Regions from separate parts of the Homo sapiens genome. Here regions 1 and 3 are each linked to region 2. The links are chromatin loops, found by intact Hi-C in ENCODE. Cell type or tissue: PC-3. All regions are shown on one strand. Each heading gives the region's core, and the rest is flanking DNA. Links, peaks and the distances in the headings are about the cores only.

Region 1 (8,167 bases), core at 2,097-7,096, 300 kb after region 2:
CTAATATCCGTCATGTTTCCCAATTTATAATGCAACATTTATACTCTAACATTAAGTAACAGTGTTTTCTGAGCATAGTTTGCAGTTTTCAAATAGTTATATAGTGCTTTGTAGTTTAGAAATCACTTTAGCCTATATAATCTTAGTGAATCGGCCTAACATTTGATACAATGTGCTGGAGAGAAAAGTGACAGTTTTTCCTGTTTTCCATGGAAGAAAGCAAGTTTCTAAGATGTTAAATGACTTGTTGAAGTCATGCAACTAGAACTAGGCTGGACCAGCATCCTTCATCTGACATTTAGCATATGCATTAAATATGCTGCTATGCCATGTGCTCTTTAATACAATGGAGATATAGCAGTCAATATGACATATAAAGCACTATCTCTCTTGGAGCTTACATTCTAATAGGGGTTGTCTGATAAAAGATAATTAGTTAAACAAGATTGTCTCAGTTAGTTGTAAGTTCAATGAAGGAAAAATATCAATGTACAGTGTAGAGAGTGACTGGGCGGTAGGGGTGGGAGGTCACTTGGGGCTCAGTGGTTAGGCGATTACACTTAACAATGGACATTAATGAGAAAGTGCAAGCCGTGCACAATATCTAGGAGAATTATATTTCAGGCAGCAGGTACAGCAAAGTATAATAGACTTGACATGAGCTTTCACTTTGCAGGCAACGGAATGTGGCTGAGCTTTAGTAAGTGAGAGGAAGAGTGTGAGGGAAGATTTAGGAGAGGTAAGCAACGACCAGATCCTGTGGTGCCTTAAATACCATGGGAAGGAGTTCGCATTTTTTTGTTTTTTTACTATTAGTGAGATGGGAAGCCACTGGAGGGTTTTAAATAGGAGTGATTTGCGTTTTTAAAAGTCCTTCTTGCTGTTGTGTGTAGACTTGTCTCCTTGGAAGGGAACAAGCATGTGGGTCAAGGGAAATATTCCAGAAGGTTTCTAGGCAAGGGGTAGCCCTGAGTTCAGGTGGTGGCAGTCAGACTTCCTGAGTGATTGGATGCAGGACTGAAAACTGTGGTGTTGGATTAGAAACCTACTGCACCCTTCATTATGACACATCAAACTTCAAAGGTTCCAAATGTGTCTCCCAGCTCTGGGAGGATCTTGGCAGCACAGCCCTGTCTTCCCTTCACTCATGTACACCAGTCACTCTCAACCTTCCATCAACTCTCAGAACCCACCAAGCTCATTCCTTTAAACCAAACACTCCACTTTCCCCTGTTCTCAGTGTTGTCTTCGCATCCTTCAGTTTCAAGGCACACATAACCCCCTCAGAGACCTTCCCTGACTTCCCTAGAGAATTATATAGCCTCTTCTGCTCTCCTTTATCCCTGCTCATACTTCCTGTCAATTATTATAGGGTGTAACTGTTTATCTATTTGTTTGTCTGTCTGCACTAGAATGTGAGCTTCTTGACAAAGACTGTGACTTCCTTGTTCATAGTTATGCTCCCAGGGTACTTAGTTATGTTCCCAGCTCATAGGGTACCCAATACACAGTAATAGCTACACTTTGAAGTATTAAACACATGACAAAGAGTATCCTAAGCACTTTACATACATTAATCTATTTAATCCTTCCAACAGTTATGAGAGGTGGAGTCTATTACCATTTACCTTTAATGGATGAGAAAGTTATAAAGAATTAAAGGCACTTGCCCAGGTTCTAAAACTAGTGAACAGATGAAATGAGGGTGTACATCCAGGCAGCCTCTCTCCCAAGTCTGTGTTCCTGACCACTACCTTGTCCTGCCTTCAAAATCATAGATGAACCAATAATGATGGTACTTAATCCTCTGCTTAGCTCTAAATGATGCTCTTAACAATTTTTCACTTGACTAAAGTCTGTCATTATGGATGAATAATTACAAAACCTGAACAGCTTCTAGCTTCATCTATCCCTTATTTAAATGACTCAGTAAAGAAGATGTCACTTTCCAGCTTCCACCGGCTAAGGTCGGGTTTCTTTCATTCTCTTTTTTCCCTCCCAAATAATGGAGGAATGATTTTGCTCCTACGGCTTTTCACCCCCTGGTTTCTATAGATCATGTGATGTTTTGCATTTTATTGAGTTCTGCTACTTCTAAGCTGCTAAATTCACTGCTGAACTCATCTCCTAAATTATTTGACTAGTTCTTGAGCAATTAATAAAAGCAACCTTTAAAAATATTTACAAGACAGTTTTCTCCACAGCTTGCTGTTTACAGACTGATTTACGTGTACAGGCATTACTAGGTGGATCAAAGCCAGGATTTTCTCCTTTCTGTGGTCTCAGCACCCAGCACAGTTCTGAGCACATAGTGGGAACTCAATGTCTATTTGTTCAATGAATAATGAACACAGCATATGAAACATTTCAGATAATTGTGGTCATATGTCTATTTGGTGAAATCATACAAAATGCATTCAACTGAGGGTCTGCTCAGACTCTGGCTGGTAGAGAAACAGCAGCACTGAGCACTGGTGGCAGGTGGAGAGTGAGGTCCCGATTTTGCTCATGCAGGTCCACCAACACCATGTTTCCTTCCTGACTCTCTGGTCCTCCACCTTTGCTCATTCCATAGCTGATCTTCCACTCAGCCCCTCCAGCCTGAGTCATGGTATGACCTACTTTCCAGGCTCTGTGCCTTTCTCCTGGTTCCCAGACTCTGACAGGCATTCTCTTTCCTGGCACTGAGCTTCTGTGGACAGATATCTGGTAGCAACCTCATCTTGGCATGCCCTGGGTAAATTTCATCCTCCACGCCAACTCCACCCCCATGTCTCTCCCCTCCCCCAAATTACTAACTGCCATCTCTGATGGGTCTTGTCCCAGGTTGGAATGACCTATTTTAAATTCATCTTGCTCTTAGAACTCCTTTGGTTGCTTGAACTTCTTGCTTTTTTATACTTCTTTTGGTAACCTCATTTATCCCCCCTTTTAAAAAAATCTCTAGTTTCATCAAAAGTCTTGCCTGTTTCAAAATATATTCAGCCATTCTGAGGACAAACACCAATGTCTCTTTGCTCCTTGACAAGCACATCTTACCTGCAATACACTTGCTCTGTGCTAAGAGTTGTACACACTGCTAGGCACAAAACTGTGATAACTGGGTTGTCATCCTTGTATTCCAGTGAGACAATAAACAGCAACAAGTATAAACAATATACAGCAATGAATGTCCTCTAATTTTCACGATAGTCACATTCCAGAGGTGGTTCCTATTTGTATTTTCATTTCTTTGTTCTGCCAACTCTCCAGTGTCTCTTTTCTTCAGACAATATTGCAAGTACAGTGGTATACAGTGTGGAAAAATTTGCCTTGTGTGTTTCCAGCATCAGAATAAAAGTCAATGGCATTTTCTACTGAGGAAAATCAGCTTTTAATTATCTTTGTTTGGATTTTTTGCTGTTTGTTTGTTCTGGATTTCCTGCTCCAAAACTCAACATCTCTAAATGCTATCAACTTCTTCAGCCTGGTTAATTTTTATTTCAACAGTGAAAATAAATTCTAATATTAAGCAGGTAGATTATAGCAAAATGAATTTCAGAGAAACAGATGGAAAAGTGAGGAAAATTCTGAGACCCTTCACTTTTATAGTTGTGGTGGTAACAATAATGTAATGATGATGATGATAATGATGAGTTGGTCAAATGACATTTCAAGGCAGATTCCTCTCTTTATTTTTTTTAATAACATCCAGCTGAGCCTGGCACACTTTTGGAAATTTCTTTTGAATTAATTCAGAGACCATAATTTTCTCCTAAAGTGGAACAGTCATTTGGAATAAGGCCATTTCATAACATTGCAAGGTTGAAAGAAATCTTAAAGTTTATCTCATACAAGCACCATCAATTGTTCTGGTGTCCTCTCTAACATTCCTGCCAAGAGGAGGGTTTGGCCACTGATGGAATACTTAGAGGAAGGTCTGTTCTCTGAAGCATTAGGAGGTCCTCTCTTTGATCGTTGATCATCTTTCTTCTCATTCCTATTGCAATTGTACTTTTACTGTGGTTGGTTGGCTGTACGCTCCAAGGAGGTTGGGGGTAAGAATTCTAAGACAGACCATCCCAGTCCAGTTGCATAAAAGCAGTTTGCTATGCTGGAATTAAACCAGCATAGACACCATTCATCTTAATAGAAATCTTTCTGAGTTTGAATCTTATCTACATGAGCCAGTGAGAACATCAATTGCCTCTTGTAAGTTAACAACTTTGCATACTTTAGAAGCGATACACCTAAATAAAAAAGAATTCTCTTCCAGTAGTTTGTGGTAGAGCCAGTAGGAGCAGTAGTGCATACCATGTACAGAAGGGATTTACTGGATTTCAGAACAAGTTTCCTTGTTGCTTATTGTTTATTGCATTAGTCTGAGCCCCTCTACTGTCCCAGTACTAACCCTGACTAATGTTAACCATTAGGCAAGGTATAACTTCTTTCCTTTCCTCAGCAATAGCTCACGCTTAATAACTGCCTTGACAAATAACTGTTCTAGTGTACTGATCTCTAAAAGGAATGGATAACTTTCTCATATTTTCTTTTACGCTCTGTTATTTCTCACACAATTAACTTTTAAAAGCTGACCCCACCTGTATCAGGACTGTAGTCATTTTGGGAATAATATGTTGCATTTATAAAACATATCTTGATGTGAAATAAATCCTTTCTCTCTTCCTGTTTTATATTTCACCGGTCAGAATTATAAAGAGGTAGGATTGAGCAGTAAGAACACTGATTAATGAACAGCCACTGAATACATCTTTGGAAGAATTGGGTCTGGGAACTCGTAGCAACTCATGGCAGAGTAATTCTGTTTGGTGGTCTTTGAGCAGGACCACAGAACCACAGGCTTTGCAGAACCTTAGACGACGTGAGTGATCAAAAGCCTCATGACTCATTCAGGGGTGAGCTGAGTGGGGTGAGCTGGCAGGAGAGAACTTTTAAAGAGAGGCTAAAATGTAGCCGAATGACTAGCTGACTGGGTGGTGCTAGGAAACTCGTTGCCTTTTGTATATTGACCTGAACAAAAAAAAATAGGGGTTTGCTTGGTAAAAAGGCCGTAGGCATTAAGTTTAGGTGCAGGATTGGATACATCTGCAAGATGTCTTACTGGGCCTGCAATTAGTAAGAAAGATATTAACATGCATGAGGCAGATTCATCTATTTATTCCACACCTTCTATGAGAGTCCAAACTTTAAAACTTTGGTCTGAATTTTTCAGCTGGGAAGATTTGAAATGATTCACCTATTCATTGATGTGAATTCTCCTTGGGGTGATAAAATGTGGCTACCATGGAAATGACTTAATTTTGTCAGACCCATAAGTTTCTGAACCTTCCAAAAAGTGATTTCTATAGACAAAAAATGGTCTATGAGTGTGTGCTTTGACTCCATATCACCATGAGGAATTATGGTATAATTATATTTCAAATAATATCAGTCTGTAAGTGAAATGAAATCTATTAAAAAATGTTACATTATAAGTGACAATTCACTGATAATCCTTCCAGAAGATCAAAAGCAGAATTCAGACATTTATAGCTGTATGAATATATGTATCTGTATAAATTCCAGAAATATGTAAATTGTGAGTGCATATATATAGTTGTGTAGAATTTATATAAATTTTTGAAAAAATTCTATATGTGTTTATGTAGATTAAGATCAAGATCACAGTCCAGATATGCTTTATTATTTTTTGACTGCTTGGGCTATAAGGGCTTAAGGAGAGGTAGGAAGAGAGGCTTTTCTATGAAAAAAGACTGTTCTCATGCCATTTTCAGTCTGGGTGGAATTCAAAAGTATTAGAGTTTTCACAAACAGCCTTCTTCTCAAAGGTTTTTTGGCCAAGTTTTGATACCCCAAGAGGCTGAGGAAAATATCTGGCCTTCTGAGCACATACCACACTGTCCAAACCTTTTTAGCCTGACCCGTCACAGGCAATGGCAGCAACAAAATAGGCAGCATCTTAAGCAAACAAGACAGCTAGACTTTAAGACAGGCAGCCTTAAATTTGTGTTCTTGTAAGAAACGTTCAATTCAAAAATGTTTTCTTTTAACAGAGTTAAAAATAGTTGAAACTGAAATAGCTCATCCTATGAAACACTTAAGAGTAAAATGTGTGTTTTACTTTATTTTCTTTCTTTCCTGAAAAAATGTGTTGCATTAGACAAATCAGGCCACTGCAGCCAGGATGGAATGTTAACCATGCCACTGGATGGCAAATTGGAGGGGCACATGCCTTTCATCTTAATTATAGGCTGGACAGGGGAATGCACTATAGTCTCTGCTACATATAAGCAGGAGAAAACTTTCCCAGGGTATTTTTCTTTTGCATTTCTGACTCTTATTGGATTGGAAACTTGTCCATGTGACCCAGCAGGGTCCACTTTCCTTAATAAGGTTAAAAATATGCCAGAAATGCTTTCCTTAGCACAGCCTATGAGTGTCAAATGTGAAGGTGACAGCACTCCCTTTCCTTTTGATTCTATTTCACATTTTCTTGGAGAAAGTCCCACTGTTATCCTACAATTCTCTTCCAATGTTACCCTTCTGATAGGGTCCATAAACTAGAGTGTCATCTGAGATGGAATAATTGTAGAGATTCATTTTGTGTCACTGTAAAATACAGATTTTGTTCTTTTTTTATGACTCTAATGACTCACCTTCACTAAATCACAGCCCTTGAGATGTTTTTCCTGTAATGGGAATGCATTGACGCTGAGTCATCCATACTCTTAATCAGGGTCCCTTATGACCAGGAATTGCATCTAGAATTGGGAGTAGTCTATAACTGCAACAGAGTCTATCTAATGGGCTTTTAAAAGGGTAATGAAGTGATCAAGAGTATCTACTTTAGTTAAGAAGAATTGGTGTTAAATTTGGGGATTGCCATTGGATCTTTGGTAGACTTTTTATTTTCAAATCTCCCCTTCATCTTGCAAGTTGGTTACATAAAGTTGTTGCAAGGATTAAATGCAATAATGCATCAGATGTATTTAACAGAGTGCTGAGGTTATTTTAAGGAGAATGCCTTAACCTTATTCTCATTTCTAATCAATTGAACCAAGTAGCTGTAGAAAGATTACATAATTCCATAGGTAAAAATGCTCTCAGTATGATTAAAAATATTCTCTCCTGATTTCTAAACACTACTATCATCCAAACCTTTGAGACCAGTGGGTCTCAAATAGGGATAAATTTTGCTCCCCCAGCAGACATTTGCCAACAGCTAGAAACATTTTTTGCTGTCATCCCTTCAGGGCAGTGGATGTATCTGACACCTAGTGAATACAGGCCACGGATGTTGCAAAACATTCTATTATATAGAAGGCAGTCCCCGACAACAAAGAATAATCTGGATTAAAATGCAGATAGTGCAGAGTTTGAGAGACCCTGGTTTAGAATAAAAGCTTTAGGGTCTATTGTTTGGTCTGAAAAGCTATCACAGCGGACATTCAAAGAAACAAACCTATTACATTTTTCTCCATGCCTCATTTATTCTAGGAACAGTTTCTAGTGTCTACTGCATTTGGAACCCAGCATTGTTGGTGGTTCTGATAGGCTCTGGACTTGTGAAGCCAATGTGCTTCTGAAGAGGTCATGAAGCCATGTAACGGGTAAAGGACAGACAGAGGAATTAGTTAAACCCTTCTGATGGTAAATGAATGCCTTAAAACCTAGAGATTAAATATAAATTAGAAACAGTTTAGATGATTTAATACCATTGCTATGACTAAAAGAGAATTTTCCGAACTAAATTCATCTTCGTAAGAGGTTGATATTTTCACCGATTGACAAGCTTTAAGTAGGTTGTGGTAAGTGTAGAAACTGGCCTGTCTACAGACTAGCTGCTGCTTTTTCAAATCCAGGTGATGCCCAATGCCAGGTTTGAAGAATGCCAGATTCAAGGTTTACAAAAATAATATTCACTAAAAAAGATAAAATGGCTAATTATTATTGAATTTAAAATTAAAACTTTCCCAGTAAATTCAGGAAATTTACGAATTTCCCTGTTAATCAGTAAAATATTTTGTTTTAACCACCCATCTTTTAAATATCTAAAATTCACTTTTCTTTTAGGGAAGTATAATCTTCTTCTGTCAAATTGCAAACAAACTGGTTTCAGTATCGAGATCTACATTTACGTGTAGTCACATTCATCAGCTAATAACAA
Region 2 (8,167 bases), core at 1,341-6,340:
TATCTAACCCACACGACACTGACAAATACCACATCTGTCTTGACAAGCTAGTTTGCAAATAACTATTCATTCATAATTTTAGGCTATTGTAAGAATCCTTATTTGTTACTTCATCTTGTAAGCAAGAATGCAAAATTTGGTTTTGAGAAAGACACTGAAATGACCGCAAGTCCACTGGTCTTTGCAAATCTCTCCATCTGAAAAAGATGACTGTGTACTTTTTAGTGGATTTTCAGAGCTCTAAAATATTTATTGTTGCCAAAACATAGATGGGAATTTTCTGAGAAATATAATTTAATTTTAAAGTTTTGGATTCATTTCAGTGTTGGTAATGTCAGTGCTTCTTAGACCAAGTTTATCAGGGATTTTTCTGTTTACACCAGATGTAGCAGTAACTTTGTCATTTCTTCTATTTTGATTTTTTTAAAATATGATCATTTATTCCCCTATCTATTGGCTTAATCTCATTTTCACTTATTTTCACTTTTGCTTTGACATCTTATGGCAATATGACTGCAGTTGTTTCTACTTCCTTTATAGTGAACTCTTTTTTTTTTTTTTTTTTGAGACAGAGTCTCGCTCCGTCACCTAGGCTGGAGTGCAGTGGTGCGATTTCAGCTCACTGCAAGCTCTGCCTCCGGGGTTCATGCCATTCTTCTGCCTCAGCCTCCCGAGTAGCTGGGACTACAGGCACCCCCCACCATGCCCAGCTAATTTTTTTTAGTAGAGACGGGGTTTCACCGTGTTAGCCAGGATGGTCTCAGTCTCCTGACCTCATGATCTGCCTGCCTTGGCCTCCCAAAGTGCTGGGATTACAGTCGTGAGCCACCGCACCCAGCAGTGAACTCTTGTAATAAAACTGCTGGCTTAGAAACTCCAGAAAAGTGTGAATGACTTATTCTGATTCTACTTTAGACAGATAAAGAAACAATCACAGATGGAGGACTTTTCTGTGCAAAGGATGGGTGGTTTGGTCAAGGAACGGTCCCCCCAGAGGTCAGTCAGGGCTTTCTGTGGGGAAAATGTTTCTACATTCAAGTTCATCCTTGGCATTTTGGGCTCTGCAGGTTAACGAGAGGGAGACAGAGGAAGGAGTGCACCAAACCTCTGACTCCTACCTGGAAGTAGCCAAGCAGAAGCAAAGCTGAATAATAGCCATGACCTCAGGCTCTGAAGCAGGAGGTTCCACCTTCAGATGGATCTGTTAAACTTCACCACCCTGGGTTTCTTGTACCTGTCTTCACTGTTTTCTGTCTGAGATATCTTGAGGCATTTTTAAAACATTAAGTTGTTTTGGATAGTAATTTAGTCACTCATTTGTATCTCTTCATAGTATTAAGCCTTAGGTTATTATGTGTGTTAACTAAAATCACTGATCGGATCTCTAAACTAAGTCCTGAACTGCCATGATTCCACCTACTAAACTTACACTTTTCTTCTACGTAGAATGAGGTGACCGGTGCTAGTTTGTCCTGGAGAGAGAGGTATTTCAGAAGAATTCCACTGTCAGAAAATATCACCATCAATAATGAAACTATGTGTGTAAAGTCATGTCTAATTTTATTAACTGTTTGTCACAAGTACTCAGATTATAGAAAGAGGGTCTTGATCTAAGCTGACCCTGAATTGTTATACATTTGGATCAGTTTTCCCTTTCTTGCTGAGAATTCTCTAAGAAGAGTAGAAACTCATTGTAGTTCAGTGTTGGGAGGAATGATTGTACCCACTTACAGAGTTGCTATATCACAAGAGAGATGCATTGTTTGTTTGTGTGGAGAGGCTGGAGGGATTAGGGCAGGAGCTTATTTGATAGGGAGTTTAGTTGTACATTTGTAAGACATCTAATTTTACTTAAGATATCATTGCAGTAAGAATGGCTTTATCTCTATCCTATAGACCCTCACAGTAGACAAAACCACTACCTACTCAGAACAAATAGCCCTTATGAGGGAATAATTTTTCCTTGATTCACCTGATTGGATTGTTTTGAGGTCAAATGAGGTTCTGTAAAAGGCCTTGCTAACCTGTAAGGCATAATAACCTGTACCAGGGTTCTCAAATTTTACCATGCAAAATAATTACTGATGTACCTTTATAAATGTAGATTCCCAAGCCTTTGTCAGCCACTCCAATTCAGATTATAATTCAGTTCGTTTTAAGATGGGCTCCAGAAACCTGCATCTTGATAAGGCGGCCAGGTGATCCTTGTGCAGATAGTTCAGAAACATACTCTGGAAACACTGTGTATTTTTGTTTTGTTGCTTTATTTCTTAGCTGTGTCATTGCAGGCAAAAATAAACCCCAACATTGTTACAGTTAATTAACTTCCTAGTCATTTAATTACTTTGTAAATTACCCATGCGAAGTTTTAATTCTAGGACTGTTTCTATTTTATGACTTGTGTTACCCATAGTCCCCCATCATAAATTAGTGAGTGCCTGCGTTCTTCTAAAAATATCAGGTTTCTCACATGCACGTAGTGAGGGGAACAACACACACTGGGGTCTGTCAGTGGGGATGGGGTAGGGAGAGCATCAGGATTCATTGCTAATGCATGCAGGGCTTGATACCTAGGTGATGGGGTTGATAGGTGCAGCAAACCACCATGGCACACGTTTACCTGTGTCACAAACCTGCACATCCTGCACATGTATCCCGGAACTTAAAATAAAATAAAATAAAATTTAAAATAAAAAAAGTTATGTTTGTAAGACTATAAATGCCTCAGATTTTGAGAATTCTTTACATTTCTTTGTTACAAAGCCTTTTCGCATATATCCAAAGCCTCACTGTTCTAAACAGAGTGTATCCATACCTCAGTGCTGCTTCAATGATGTAGATGATTGAAAACTGATTTTTTTTCCTTTTTCTGAGACAGAGTCTCACTGTGTCACCCAGGCTGGAGTGCAGTGGTGTGATCTCAGTTTACTGCAACCTCCGCCTCCTGGGTTCAAGCGATTCTTCTACCTTAGTCTCCTGAGTAACTGGGACTACAGGCACGTGGCACCACACCCAGTTCATTTTTGTATTTTTAGTAGAGACGGAGTTTCACCATATTGGCCAGGCTGGTCTCAAACTCCTGACCTCGTGGTCTGCCTGCCTCGGCCTCCCAAAGTGTTGGGATTATAGGCGTGAGCCACCGCGCCCGGCCTGAAAACTGATTATTTTAAAACTAAGGTTTGCTTTCTGTAGACTGAACAATCATTAGCATCCTTACATCTCTATCTCATTCATGGTCTTAACTTCTAAGGCATTGGATCAGCACCAGAGCTCCCTGTCCTCCTGCCTTACTTAAAAACAAAAAAGAAAGAAAGGAAAGAAAAGAAGGGATTTTAATGCTGTTTTATAGCAGAGTGAAAGTAAACCAAAGGTGCATACTTGAGAACTGCAGGCTGGAAATTGCAAGTGACAATAATTACCTCATCTTATTCCCACACAGACTTCCTATGACCTGGGTGACCTTGGGATCTGAATTCTGTTTAATAGAATTGTCCCTCTTCTGCACCACGGCGTACACTGGCCTGAAGAAGGTGCTGTTTCCCAGGAAAAGCACTTAAATCCCCCCAAGAAATGCATAGGGCCATAGTTTGAAGAAAAAGTATTGCTAACCAAGTGACTTACTCTGCATATTCTACCTTTCTCTGGTTGTATTCTTTGAGATTTTTATTTAAGATAACTTTCAGCATCTCTTTTTAAAGGTCAGATACGAATGAGAAAACTTTGTCTGACTTGTTAATCTTGTGACAAACCGTTTATATCCAGTGTAGCTTCCTGTCTTTGCTGACTGGTTATTTGAGGGAATTTTCTTCCTGTAAGACTGTGGAGAAGCCTCTAAAAATAAACAGCATGGTTTCTTATTGGTGGGAACATATGTGAGCAGATGTCAGCTGGAAGCAGCATATGGTGGCAACATGATAGCAGTATGTGCTTATAGAATCCCCGCTGTTGGGTCTTCGTCTTCCATGCCACACTGGCCAGTCAGAGCCCCATATCTCAGTTAAAGAGTGTTCCGCCTAGAAGGTGTAATCCACACATTTGTGAAAAATCTGCCACTGGGATCTTGATAGTGGGCTGAATATTGGACATGGTAAGTTCCAGAGTATGGAAAAAGTCTTTGTTATCCATTTAAAAATCAAGTGATAAGAGGCACACATATGGCAAAAATAAAAAATAAATCAAGAGAAGAGTCCACAAAGCCTTTGTCTTGTGTTGAAAGAAGTTTTCAAGTCAGGTCTGAATAGTGGCAGTGTTACTTCTAGAAGACGTGCTCTATAAACATGGAAGGTGCATGGACTCCCAGTGTATGAAAGGAGCCAGGAAAGAATGATATTCATGCCAGGCCCTAATAGGCAGTCAGGGCTTCTTTTGTCACACAAGTTAGACAACTGCTCATATTCCTTGACCACCTTTTGTCTGTCAGTCTGTTTTAAATATATCATCTCATTTCAATTTTATAAAAACCCTCAGAGGCAGGGTTACGTCTGCCTCATCTTACAGACTTCTCCATGGATTCACAGGAAATCAGTGACAGAACAGGGGTTTGAATTAACATCTTCTTCTGCAAAAATTCTATATTTTTATTGACCTTACCACCAATGGAAAAAGTTTTGAACACTCAGCAATATTTCCTCTTCAATTTGAGATATTTTGTGGGGGAGGGGGTGTGCTTTCTTTTCTAAGAATATGGTGGGCAAAATACAAATTGGGTTGCTGTTACTTTAAAGAAAGTGAAGTTCAAATTTTCCAGATGTAATAACTATTGTGGAAGATGCGTTTAGTCCATTTCAGAGAGCTCTAGCTTTTTAAACTGTAGGTAAGTAGCCCCAAACCAATATTCACTTGTATTTTTGACTCATTCAAGAAGGAGTTTTCACATGCGGGTTAGAAATGATGACAGGTGGTTTTAAGAACACTGAAATCTAGGCCAGCCAAATGAAAACCAAAGTTTTATTCTTAATCGGTAGACTGTCTTTTGTCAAAGGAGGTCAAAGCCTTTCTTATTCATCTTTAATATAAATCAAGGTATTTATTTTACCGTTTCAGTATGTAAATTGTACTCTGTTATTTTAACATTAGAACGTGCTAAAGGGAAAACTGAATTCAGGAGTCTGACTGCTGGTTAAGGGATGCCAGAAGATCTGGGACTAAAATCTGGAATCCTCCTTAGATCCTCAGTGTCTAATCCCCTGGCCCCAGGTAGCAGGGACCTTATTTCTGGGGAAATGATAAGAACATTCAATGAGTCCCTCTTCTACTTTGAATCTTTGTATAGTTCTGTGCCAGGCATCTCTTCAGTAAAATAGCTAATGACTGTGCTTTTTAAAACTCCTAGCTGTCTGCCCAGTTGTTACAACACCCTCTGGCTCAGTGGGCAGCTTGTGCTCCAGACAGTCCCAGGTGCTCTGTGGGTACCTTGGTGAGTACACTTGTCTGCTTTATTCCTCGTTTGACATAGTTATATCAAATCCATCTTTAGTGTTTGTCTCCTGTGGGGAACTTGCCAGAGGCAAGATGAGATTCTGAAATGCAGCCTTGTACCTGAGCGATCACAAAGGTGCCTAGAATTTTTTTTAGTAAGAGTTTACATGAGAAAAACTGATGAATAGCTTTGAAGTAATGCAATGACTATATTGCAGCATGTAAAAGAATGACTTGTGGGGATGAGATATGTGTTTTAGGGGTCACAGAGTGATTTGACATACACCTTTCCTGATCCCCATGGAGGCCACTCTCTGGAGGGTTGGACAGCATGGCCTGAATGTCAAGGGAATGTTCCTTTTTATATCTTTATTTGTATCTATGTTCTTGTTCTTGACACATAGTAGTTGCTCAATTAATGTTTCTTGTCCTGAACCAAAGTGAAAGGAGATTTTCTCTCCTTTAAGGTTCTAGAGCAAGCTTGTCCAACCCTCGGCCTGCATGCAGTCCAGGATGGCCTTGAATGCGGCCCAATGTAAATTTGTAAATTTTCTTAAAAAATTATGAGATTTTTTTTTGCAATATTTTTAAAGCTTATCAGCTATCGTTAGTGTTAGTCTATTTTATGTGTGGCCCAAGACAATTCTTGTTTTTCCAGTGAGGCCCAGGGAAGCTGAAAGATTGGACGCCCCTGCTCTAGAGGGAGACCTGTCGGGGAGTTATGCTGCTGATTATTTGTGACCTTTGTATTGACATGTCTCGTTTGCTTAAGGAAATGGATCGTCATGGGTCAGGCCCTCAGCCAACTGGACCTGTGAGCTTGCCACTTGCTCAAACCACTTAGCCCTGACCCTCGGAGCAGGTGCAAGCTCCTCAGAGCCAGCACCAGGTGTTAGGCTGAGGGGTACAAAAGCCAGAAGTCCTCAACCCTTTCTTATTGGGAACACTGATTAATTCAGCCATTTATTGAATGCTTACTATATGCTGGACGATGAGTCCACAACAAAGAATAGAGCTTGGGTGATCCTGACGCTCAAGGAATTCAGTGGCTAAAGTTATCCCTGAACCATGCTCAGGAAAAAAGGAAACAGACTTGCAATCCTGGCATTGGTTCACTGCATATTTTTGAGGCCCTGAGAAGGTTTGGATTATGTTGATTCTAAGTGTGGGTGGAGGTCCCGGCTAGAGACAAAAGAAATGTTTTTATTATCCTAGGAAAAGCCTAGGTCACTGGATACCCTATTCTGCAATGTATCATGCCTACACATTGTTGGTTAGAAATCAGTATAGTTTATTTACAGTGGCCTAAGCTGGGGTTTCCTCAAAAAGAACTCATTCTGTTGAGAATATACGTTGATTTTAGTACAGAGAGCCTCAAAGTGGCTACAAGCTGCAATGTGAATAAAAAGAGTGAAAAGTTTAATCATGCCTTTAAAGCTCCCGTTTGTGAGTCATTACGTTTTGTTTTTATACTCTAAATTCTAATTTTATTTCACTAGCTCAACCAAGGAGTTAAACATCTGATTTTTTCCCCCTAGCTAACTGGCTATTTGGAAAGGAAAACGGGAGGGAATGAGAGAAAGAAAACATTTGTTGAATACCCCCTATGTCCCTGGTACTTAAGACACATCATCCTAATTTTCCCCACATTGGTTGGTCAGGGAGGGCCAGAATGACGATCCCCATTTTTTAGGAAATCGTGGTTTGGAGAGGTAAACACCTTGTCCTTGGTCACAGAGCTGGCTGGTGACAGAGCCAAAATCTGAATTCAGGTCTGGCCCAGATGCCACCATACCACAGAGACCCCAAACTTTTCCCCCCTTTTTTGGCTTTTCCTTTGGAATCCTGTCCTGTTAATTTTGTAACTTTCTTGCCTACTACTTGGGATTAATTTCCTTTTCATCTTTTCCTCCCATAGTAAACAAAGTGAGAGGCCTACCCTGGTTCTTCGGGCGGTTTTTCTTCTCAGACACTCCTCACTTGGGGTTATTTTCGGTCACTTAATTGCTGCGAGCTTCTGTCTTCCTTTGGTGAAAAAGCATTGGAAACCCACCCTGCTCCTCAGCGAGTCAGGGAAAATCAGGAGTGTCTGAGGGTGTGGAAGGGGAGATGGGGCGCAAGCTCCACATAGATTCCCATAACAGTGGGAGGCTCTTCCACCTTGCCTAGCTCGCAGGCTCTGGAAAAACCCTGCAGACCCCTTTCAGACCTTCCCTGCAAGGCTGCTGAGCAGTGGGGCTCTGCATTTTTTTTTTTTTTTGTCTCTGTTCTTAGAAATAGTAATTGAGTAAAAATGTAAGTGAGTGTATGCCAGGGGGCAGGCATCCAGGGTCAGGGTGAATTTCTCCATGCTGAGTGTGATTCTGAACACTCGTTAAGTGAAGTTGGCCTGTGCCAAGCAGCTCCAGGGCCATCCCTGTCACCTTGCGTGAACCGCCTCTCCATTCCAAGGAGATGTTGGGAGCGGCTGAAGTGAGCGTGAGGCCTGTGGCGCCTCTTGCTTTTCTCACTCTAACCTGGGTGTTGTTGATAACGACGTGTTCTGACACTGACAATTGGACTGGCAGCTCTGATGCTGCATCAGCTTTAAATTAAATACCCTGGAGGAGAAAATAGTCCATGCTCCTCACAGCCATGTGACTGCGAAATCATTTTTCTCTTTTCAAGCTTATTATCCCCAATAATATTGGTTAAGATGTGGTTAGCCTGCCTAAAGGTTTTCCTATTAAGACATAAGAATCCAGTGTGT
Region 3 (8,167 bases), core at 2,097-7,096, 190 kb after region 2:
AAGCTTGGAGAAAATTAGGGAGGTGGTTCTGCATATGCCTTGAGTCCTAGACTCGATGGGTTCTGAGAGATCATGTATCCTGGCCCTCGGCCTATGATCTATTCTGTTTCACTCTATTATTGAAAAGATTGTCAACCAGTTTCTCCTTGACAGCTTCCAGCAAAGGGGCGTTCACTACATTGCAAGGAAGTTTATCCTGAAATTAGTAATCTGTATCTTACAGCTGTTGCAATTTCCTGGGATAGTGCATAATATCTACTAGCCAGTGTTCTTGGCACTTTAGAGATATTCACCCATTTAATCTTCACTTTAACTCCATGGATAAAATGTCCACCTAACAAAGTAAATTCTATTAATACCCACATTTTTTTAGATGAGGAAATTAAGGCATGAGTTGGTTATGTAACCTTCGTAAGGCCAAAGGATTCAAACCATGGTGGTCTTACTCCAGTGTCAGCTCATAACTAGTGTAGAGAAGGAACAACTGTTTTTCTTCTACCCATTTCAGGCTCATTGACTGTATCCTATAAGTTATACTACTAAAAGACAGATTAGGGCAGACATGGTGGCTCACGCCTGTAATCCCAGTTCTTTGGGAGGCCGAGGCGGGCGGATGACCTGAGGTCGGGAGTTTGAGACCAGCCTGACCAAAGTGGAGAAACTTCGTCTCTATTAAAAATACAAAATTAGCCGGGCATGGTGGCGCATGCCTGTAATACCAGCTACTCAGGAGGCTGAGGCAGGAGAATAGCTTGAACCTGGGAGGTGGAGGTTGTGGTGAGCCAAGATCGCACCATTGCACTCCAGCCTGGGCAACAGGAGCAAAACTCTGTCTCAACAACAACAACAACAACAACAACAAAATCCAAAAACAAAAAGACAGATTAACAAGAAAAAAATAAACAGAAGTTTATTAGCATGTGCATTGTGCATATATGTGGGAGCACCCAGTGATGAGCAACTCAAAGGGGTAGTTAGAACTTGGGTTTATATAGCATCTTAACAAAACACAATACAAGTTTTTTGAGGGAAGTGACAAGACAAAGGAAAAGGACTTTGAGTTTGTCGAGGTAACAAATTGTGAGAAGGCAAACATATGGGGGAAACTAATGGTAAGTAAGGGCTAATGTTAGCAAAGTTTTGTTATGTAAATTTTTCTGGTGCCCACCTTTGGACTGAGAAGGGTCTAGCACTGTCTCTGATGAGGGCAAGAGCTTTTCTTATATCTGCTTCTTAATAATCCTTATGCCAAAGTAGCAAGCATATTGCGCTATCTTTCACTTGTTCACTCTAATGTTTAATACCTCTTGCTAGTTATTCAAATATTTGAGGACAGTTATTAGGGCTTCCCTAAGCATTCTTTTCTCAGGCTAACTGTTCCCTAGTTAATACAATCTTTTTTTTTTTTCATGCTATGATTGTGATCTTCTAGGAAAGCATAATTTAGTTTGTGATTGTCTCTCTTAAAACCAGTGCTCAGAACTGAACCCAGGCTCCACTAAGTTCTGAAGAATGTATAGAATTGTGTGGAATCATGTAATTGTTAGGTTCTAAAATTAGGCTGGAAGGTGAGAATTGAGAATAACCAAAATTACCTCTGAAAAAGCCCTTAACTGACTCATAATAGAGATTACATAAGATATTGTATATAATTCTGTCCAGAAATTCTTCTGCTCATTAAAATTTGAGAACCACTATGTTGACTAAAGAATGCAAAACAAAGAAAGTTGATATACAGACACCTGCACATTTAAAACATTCTGTCTTTAAGGTAATAATCAAATCACCAGTGATGAATGAAGCATGGATAGAAAATACTCAATTGGTTCTATTTGCCTGAAATATTACTTCATTGTGATTAAATATTAAGCTCTATAATATATATTAATTATTTGTGTTGCATGAGAATTAAACAAGAAGGGGGATAAAGATAGGTTCTAAAATCAATGTGTAAGTTTAATATAATCGGAGGCCTTGCCATTCAGCATGTATTCTCAAGAGGGGAGCTATCATTCCCAAGGGGGTAAAAATTGGTTCTTGGTGGGCAAAAAAACATACTTTTAAAATATAAATCCCAGACATATACACAAAACATTTCATGGGGCAAGTGATAATTATAAAGACATGTATAAATAGGCCCCTTAGAGAGTGATAATGACAAAAGAATTGAGAAACACTGCTATATGACATTGCCCCTTGATCTGGACACCATATTAATGCAGTTCAAAATTGCATTTGTTATTTTGGCAGTCATACTGCTCACATTTTGGGTTTAAATAAAGTTCAAAGGTTTTATAAAAGAAATTTGATTATTGGGTTGTGATGAAACAGACAAAAATGTTTTCAAACTAAAGTAATTGATTCTGCATTGTGACATGTCGATAAATCTCAATGGCTGGCATTTGCTCTTCCATTGATTGATACATGGAGGACAGTTTCAGCTAGGCAAAGGGGGGAATTTTGTTCAGCAGATGTGGGGCTTTCAGCTTATAAACTGTGCTCTGTGTGAATGCCTGCAAAGGCAGATGAATAAATTCACTTGATTTTGGTTTTTGACTTATAAGCCCATGTATTTCATCCTTGATGCTGTACTGAGAAAAAATGTAAATCCCGTGGCCATGACTAGTTCCAGCAAAAGGTCTCCCAAATATTTCTCAACTCTATCATCACCATCACCAAAAATAAGCTCAAAATCTCACACCCTATTGAGACGGAAGAAGTGGTTTCAGTATGTTTGTTTGCAAAGGATGGAACATTTGGCTTTTACATATGTATTTGTGATTTTTTTGTGGTTATATAGTTATTACCTTCCCCCTCCCCTTACCACTTAACAAATGACATCAAATCCCTTTTCAGGAAGGAAACTGTCTAGGTAAGGCAAAACACCATTTACATACTAAAATACCATACAGTTGCAAAATAATATGTCCCAGGAAGAGTTTGGAAGGAGAGGGCAGAACACCTTAAAAACTAAATTGCTCTGCATAAGAAAATATGAAGCATTTACCCTGTTTAACACTTCTGAAGCAGGAGAGGAAGAGAGACAAATATGGTAGGATTGAGATGGGCTGTATGGCTATAACTTAAGGAAGCGGCAGCTGGATAAAATGGCCATGACATTATTTTGAAAGAACCTCAATGTCTATCTTCCAAGGCCCAGTGGTAAAATATAATCCCTCCTTCATTATCTATCATTTTAGTGTAATATTTTAAAATGAAAAACACTTCAAATAATTATAACAGACACTCATGTGTGCACTAAGAACAGATGTTAATATTTTATACTTTTGTTTCAGATCTGTTTTTTAAAATTTTATTTATTTATTTATTTATTTTGAGACGAAGTCTCGCTCTGTCACCCAGGCTGGAATCCTGTGGCCCGATCTTGGCTCACTGCAAGCTCCGCCTCCTGGGTTCACGCCATTCTCCTGACTCAGCCTCTGGAGTAGCTGGGACTACAGGCGCCCTCCACCACGCCCGGATAATATTTTTTTTGTATTTTTAGTAGAGACGGGGTTTCACCGTGTTATCCAGGATAGTCTCGATCTCCTGACCTCGTGATCCGCCCACCTCGGCCTCCCAAAGTGCTGGGATTAAAGGTGTGAGCCACCGCGCCCAGCCCTCTTTTTATTTTTTAAAAAGCCCTACATCACGCCTGTAACCCCAGTATTTTGGGAGGCTGAGGCAAGTGGATCACGAGGTCAGGAGTTTGAGACCAGCTTGACTAACACGGTGAAACCCTGTCTCTACTAAAAATACAAAAAAAAATTAGCTGGGTGTGGTAGCGTGTGCCTGTAATCCCAGCTACTTGGGAGGCTGAGGCAGGAGAATCGCTTTAACCCTGGAGGCGGAGCTTGCAGTGACCTGAGATCACGCCACTGGACTCCAGCCTGGGCGACAGAGCGAGACTCCGTCTCGAGGGGTGGGGAAAAAAAAAAAAAGTCCTACAAATAGAGCTAAAACTCTATCTTCCCCTTCCCCTTGTTTCTCTTCCAGAGGTAACCAATTTCCTAAAATAGTGAATATCACTTTCAGGTTTTAAAAAAAGAGTATGTATTCATTATATCTCATATATTCATTACTAATATTCACTATTATTCTTTATATTTCAATTTTTTACATAAGTGTTATCGAACTGCATTTTTGGTCTCAAAACTAACCTGTTTTATGCAACTTGCTTTTTTCACTCAACATTATGCGCTGTGTTGAAAAACAATCCTGGTTCATTCCTTTAACTGAACCGTAATGTTCATTATATATAAATTTAATGTCATTCACCAATTCCCCTGTGGAAGGAAGTTGAACTGTTTCTTTTCTTTTTTTTTTTTTGTCTCCAAACCTCCCTCAGTAGAAGTAAAGAGGGAGGACCCCGCCCCAACCTTAGACACCCACATTTCTCTGTCCCATAATACTCAGATTCTCCACCATTATCCACCTGGAAGAAGTCATTATGTCCTTTATGGCTATGTCAGTCACTGTGGTAAGCTCCAGACTCCCATACTCTTTAACTAGCGTGAGGTCCTCTCTCCTACACATTCCCAGCCTCTGCACTCCTTCCACTTTGCCCTTTGGAACCCACTGCCCTTTTCTTGAGTTTTCAAGGATTCATACTCCATATTTCCTCCAGATGTTCAGTTCTTGGTTCTAAATTAAACCCAGGCTCCCTCTTGCGGTCACTGCCTCCTCTGTGTCCTTTTACTTAGTGGCTGTTCTCTTCACTCATCTTGGAGGTGGGATGGTTGGCCTCCTTGCTTCTCATTGCAGTCTCCAAACCATTCACCATCCCTCTTCCCTTTGAGTCTCCTGTCATTGACTCTATCCACAACTCCTCCTTGTAACAGTCATTCTAAACCTAGGTTACCCCTCATTTCACAAAGACATTTAGTTTCTAGGCTAATGCTTCTCAAACTTCAGTGAACACATGAGTGTCTAGGGGGATCTTGCTGAACTATAGATTCTGACTCAGTAGTTCTGCATTGGAGCCTCAGATTCTGCTTATCTGACAAGAACCCAGTAATATGGAAGCTGCTGGACCACTCTTCAAGTAGTAAAGTTCTAGATCACTGTCACTTTCCCAACAGTACTACTATCTTTTTGAGGGGAGGATTTCAATCCCTATAGAGACAATCCTCCCAGCACCCTGTACTTCAGATCATTAGCCTTCTCTCCTCCAGTAAACTTGTTTCTATCTCAGACATTCCCTCCTCTACACCTTGTTATTACCCAAACTGGCAACCCTTTCATGATCTTAATTTTCAGCATCTAATTCTCCATCACCTCTTATCTTTCCTGCTCACTGATTCTATTCCCCAAACACAAACAAGTCTTGAACTTCCCTCATCCACTCAAACTTACAGTTTCTCCACCTCCCTCATTCTATTCATGTTCACTCTTAACTTTACCCAGTTTAGAGTCCATGGCAGTTGATTATAATCACTCTCTTGTATACGTGGCCAACTTCCTCGCCCCTTCTTTCTTCATCATACTCACTTGACAAAAATCTCAAACCTGGCTAATTACAATGCTCTGCCTACTACACATTTGCACCCATGCTCCTAAATGAAGACAAGGAAAAGGTTGCAGTCCTATTGGACCATGAGTCTCATGTTAAATTTATGAGCACAAACCTCAAGTGGAAGTGGAATGCCATCTGTCAATCACACTATCCCTATCCCATTTTCTCTCTTGCACTCTTCCAGATAGCAATTTTGTGTCTTCTCCTTCCTCAAATCTCCAATACCTCCTCCTCATTCCTCACTCTCAGTTGAAGATCTCACTTATTATTTTATGGAGAAAGCAAGAATGACAAGAAGACTTCACAAGCTCCCACCCTAACATACACTCAGGCATTCCTCCTTAGAACTCTACCTCTCTTACCTACTCAATGCCATGCCTCTAGAAATTGTCTCCTTCTCTTCCTGCATTATATCTTCCTCTCTAATGCACTGCATCTTCCTTTCAGCATAAAGCATACTTTTTAAAAATTACTATAAGTTCTGGGATACATGTGCAGAACGTGCAGGTTTGTTACATAGGTATACACCTGCCATGGTGGTTTGCTGCACCCATCAACCTGTCATCTACATTAGGTATTTCCCCTAATGTTATCTTTCCCCTAACCCCTCACCCCCAACAGGCCCCAGTGTGTGATGTTCCCCTCCCTGTGTCCATGTGTTTTCATTGTTCGACTCCCACTTATGAGTGAGAACATGTGGTGTTTGGTTTTCTGTTCCTGTGTTAGTTTGCTGAGAATGATAGTTTCCAGCTTCATCCACGTCCCTGCAAAGGACATGAACTCATCCTTTTTTATGGCTGCATAGTATTCCATGGTATATATGTGCCACATTTTCTTTGTCCAGTCTATCATTGATGGGCATTTGGGTTGGTTCCAAGTCTTTGCTATTGTGAATAGTGCTGCAATAAACATACATGTGCATGTGTCTTTATAGTAGAATGATTTATAATCCTTAGGGTGTATACCCAGTAATGGAATTGCTGGGTCAAATGGTATTTCTGGTTCTAGATCCTTGAGGAATCACCACACTGTTTTCCAGAATGGTTGGACTAATTTACACTTCCACCAACAGTGTAAAAGCGTTCCTGTTTCTCCACATCCTTTTCAAGATCTGTTGTTTCCAGACTTTTTAATGATCGCCATTCTAACTGGCATGAGATTGTATCTCATTGTGGTTTTTATTTGCATTTCTCTAATGACCAATGATGATGAGCTTTTTTCATATGTTTGTTGGCTGCATAAATGCCTTCTTTTGAAAAGTGTCTGTTCATATCCTTTGCCCACTTTTTGATGGGGTTGTTTGTATTTTTCTTGTAAATTTGTTTAAGTTCCTTGTAGCTCTTTGTCAGATGGATATACTTTCAGGGATCATTTCTATAGTTTGTTATCCATCTGGCTTTTTTCTTTTTTTTTTTAGATAAATTCTCACTCTGTCACCAGGCTGGAGTGCAGTGGTGCCATCTCGGCTCACTGCAACCTCTGCCTCCCAGGTACAAGTGATTCTCCTGCCTCAGCCTCCCGAGTGCTGGGACTACAGGTGTGCACCACCACACCGGCCAATTTTTGTACTTTTAGTAGAGACAGGGTTTCACCATGTTGGCCAGACTGGACTCGAACTCCTGACTGCAAGTGATCCACCCACCTCAGCCTCCTAAAGTCGTGGGATTACAGGCATGAGCCATCGTGCCCGGCCCCAAGCATACTTTTTTTTTCCACTTAAAAAAATAAAAGCCTCTTCCTCATTCGTCCTAGTTCTCTGCTCATTTCAAAGCAAGCTCCTTAAAATAGTTATCTACACCAAAGTCTTTGATTTCTCCCTCCCTACCCTCTTTTAAGCCCACCACAGTTAGGCTTTTGCCCATACTACACCTCTGAATTGGAATTTTTTTCTATCATAATCAACATTAGATGTCTTATTACCTTCAAATAAAAAAACTTTTAAAAACAGCTTAGTCACAGAATGCATAAATTATTAACTGAATGTGAACAGTTAAAACAAACACAATAACTAGCTGCATGCATACCCTGAAAATATGGGTTTACCTTTGACTGCCAGTTACTTACCATACAGGAAGCTGAAAATAGTTCTGCAGTCAGAACTGGCTAGATCAGTGTCTTACTGGTTGCCTACCTAATTGATTGATAGATTCACCTATTCATTTATCCACCTTTTGAGTTCTGAATTTACTAATTCACCCCACATTCTGCATTTTTTTCTTTGCCTTCCCCCCATTCCTTTCCCCCTTCTCTTACTGGTTAATGGATGTCATATAGGCTTTCAGATTCCTTTAGGGAGCCGCAATACTCACTATGAGGATCTTTTTATGAAACTTTGTTGACCTCACTGCAAATCCTGATACACTACATATTTTACTTTTCTACCTTATTTTCCTTATGTGTTTATTATATCCTCTTATACAAGAATCATCCAGACTGTTGCTCGTTCTTCTAGCTGCTTTAACTTAAAACAGGGAGATTTAAAAGAGTACTTCATCTTCAAGTGAATAAACTAGTTCCTATATTTATTTTACCTTTAGTCTAAGCATTTACCAACATTGTAATTTTCTGCTCTTTCCTTGCTTTTACATTCTGCACACTTTATTTTATTTTTTTGCTACATTTTTCTGTCTTTGGCTCTAGTTTAATTTATGT

Evidence for each region. A loop is a pair of places that touch in the nucleus more often than their neighbours do. Peaks named below come from ENCODE experiments on the same cell type or tissue, not always from the same donor. Only the 100,000 strongest peaks of a DNase experiment are listed, where the experiment ranks them.
Region 1: a loop joins it to region 2, with 2.9 times the contacts of the local background. A loop is called at or near these places in 4 of 110 quality-filtered maps.
Region 3: it touches region 2 in a loop (7-fold over the local background); 6 of 110 quality-filtered maps call a loop at or near these places.

The regions. Positions count from the first base shown.
Region 1 is chr1:218,654,209-218,662,375 of GRCh38, forward strand. No RefSeq gene overlaps it. Among named protein-coding and RNA genes, the nearest start is that of LINC02869, 150 kb to the left of the region's middle. In PC-3, for the core only: a CTCF peak has its summit at 4,368; DNase peaks (open chromatin) are centred at 2,293, 2,623, 4,893 and 6,693; H3K4me3 peaks cover 441 bases; H3K27ac peaks cover 4,735 bases.
Region 2 is chr1:218,358,002-218,366,168 of GRCh38, forward strand. All of the region lies in intron 1 of TGFB2 (transforming growth factor beta 2), which reads left to right. Among named protein-coding and RNA genes, the nearest start is that of TGFB2-AS1, 16 kb to the left of the region's middle. In PC-3, for the core only: a CTCF peak has its summit at 3,543; a DNase peak (open chromatin) is centred at 3,530; H3K27ac peaks cover 1,010 bases.
Region 3 is chr1:218,548,744-218,556,910 of GRCh38, forward strand. No RefSeq gene overlaps it. Among named protein-coding and RNA genes, the nearest start is that of LINC02869, 43 kb to the left of the region's middle. In PC-3, for the core only: CTCF peaks have their summits at 4,669 (motif pointing left) and 4,869; a DNase peak (open chromatin) is centred at 4,668.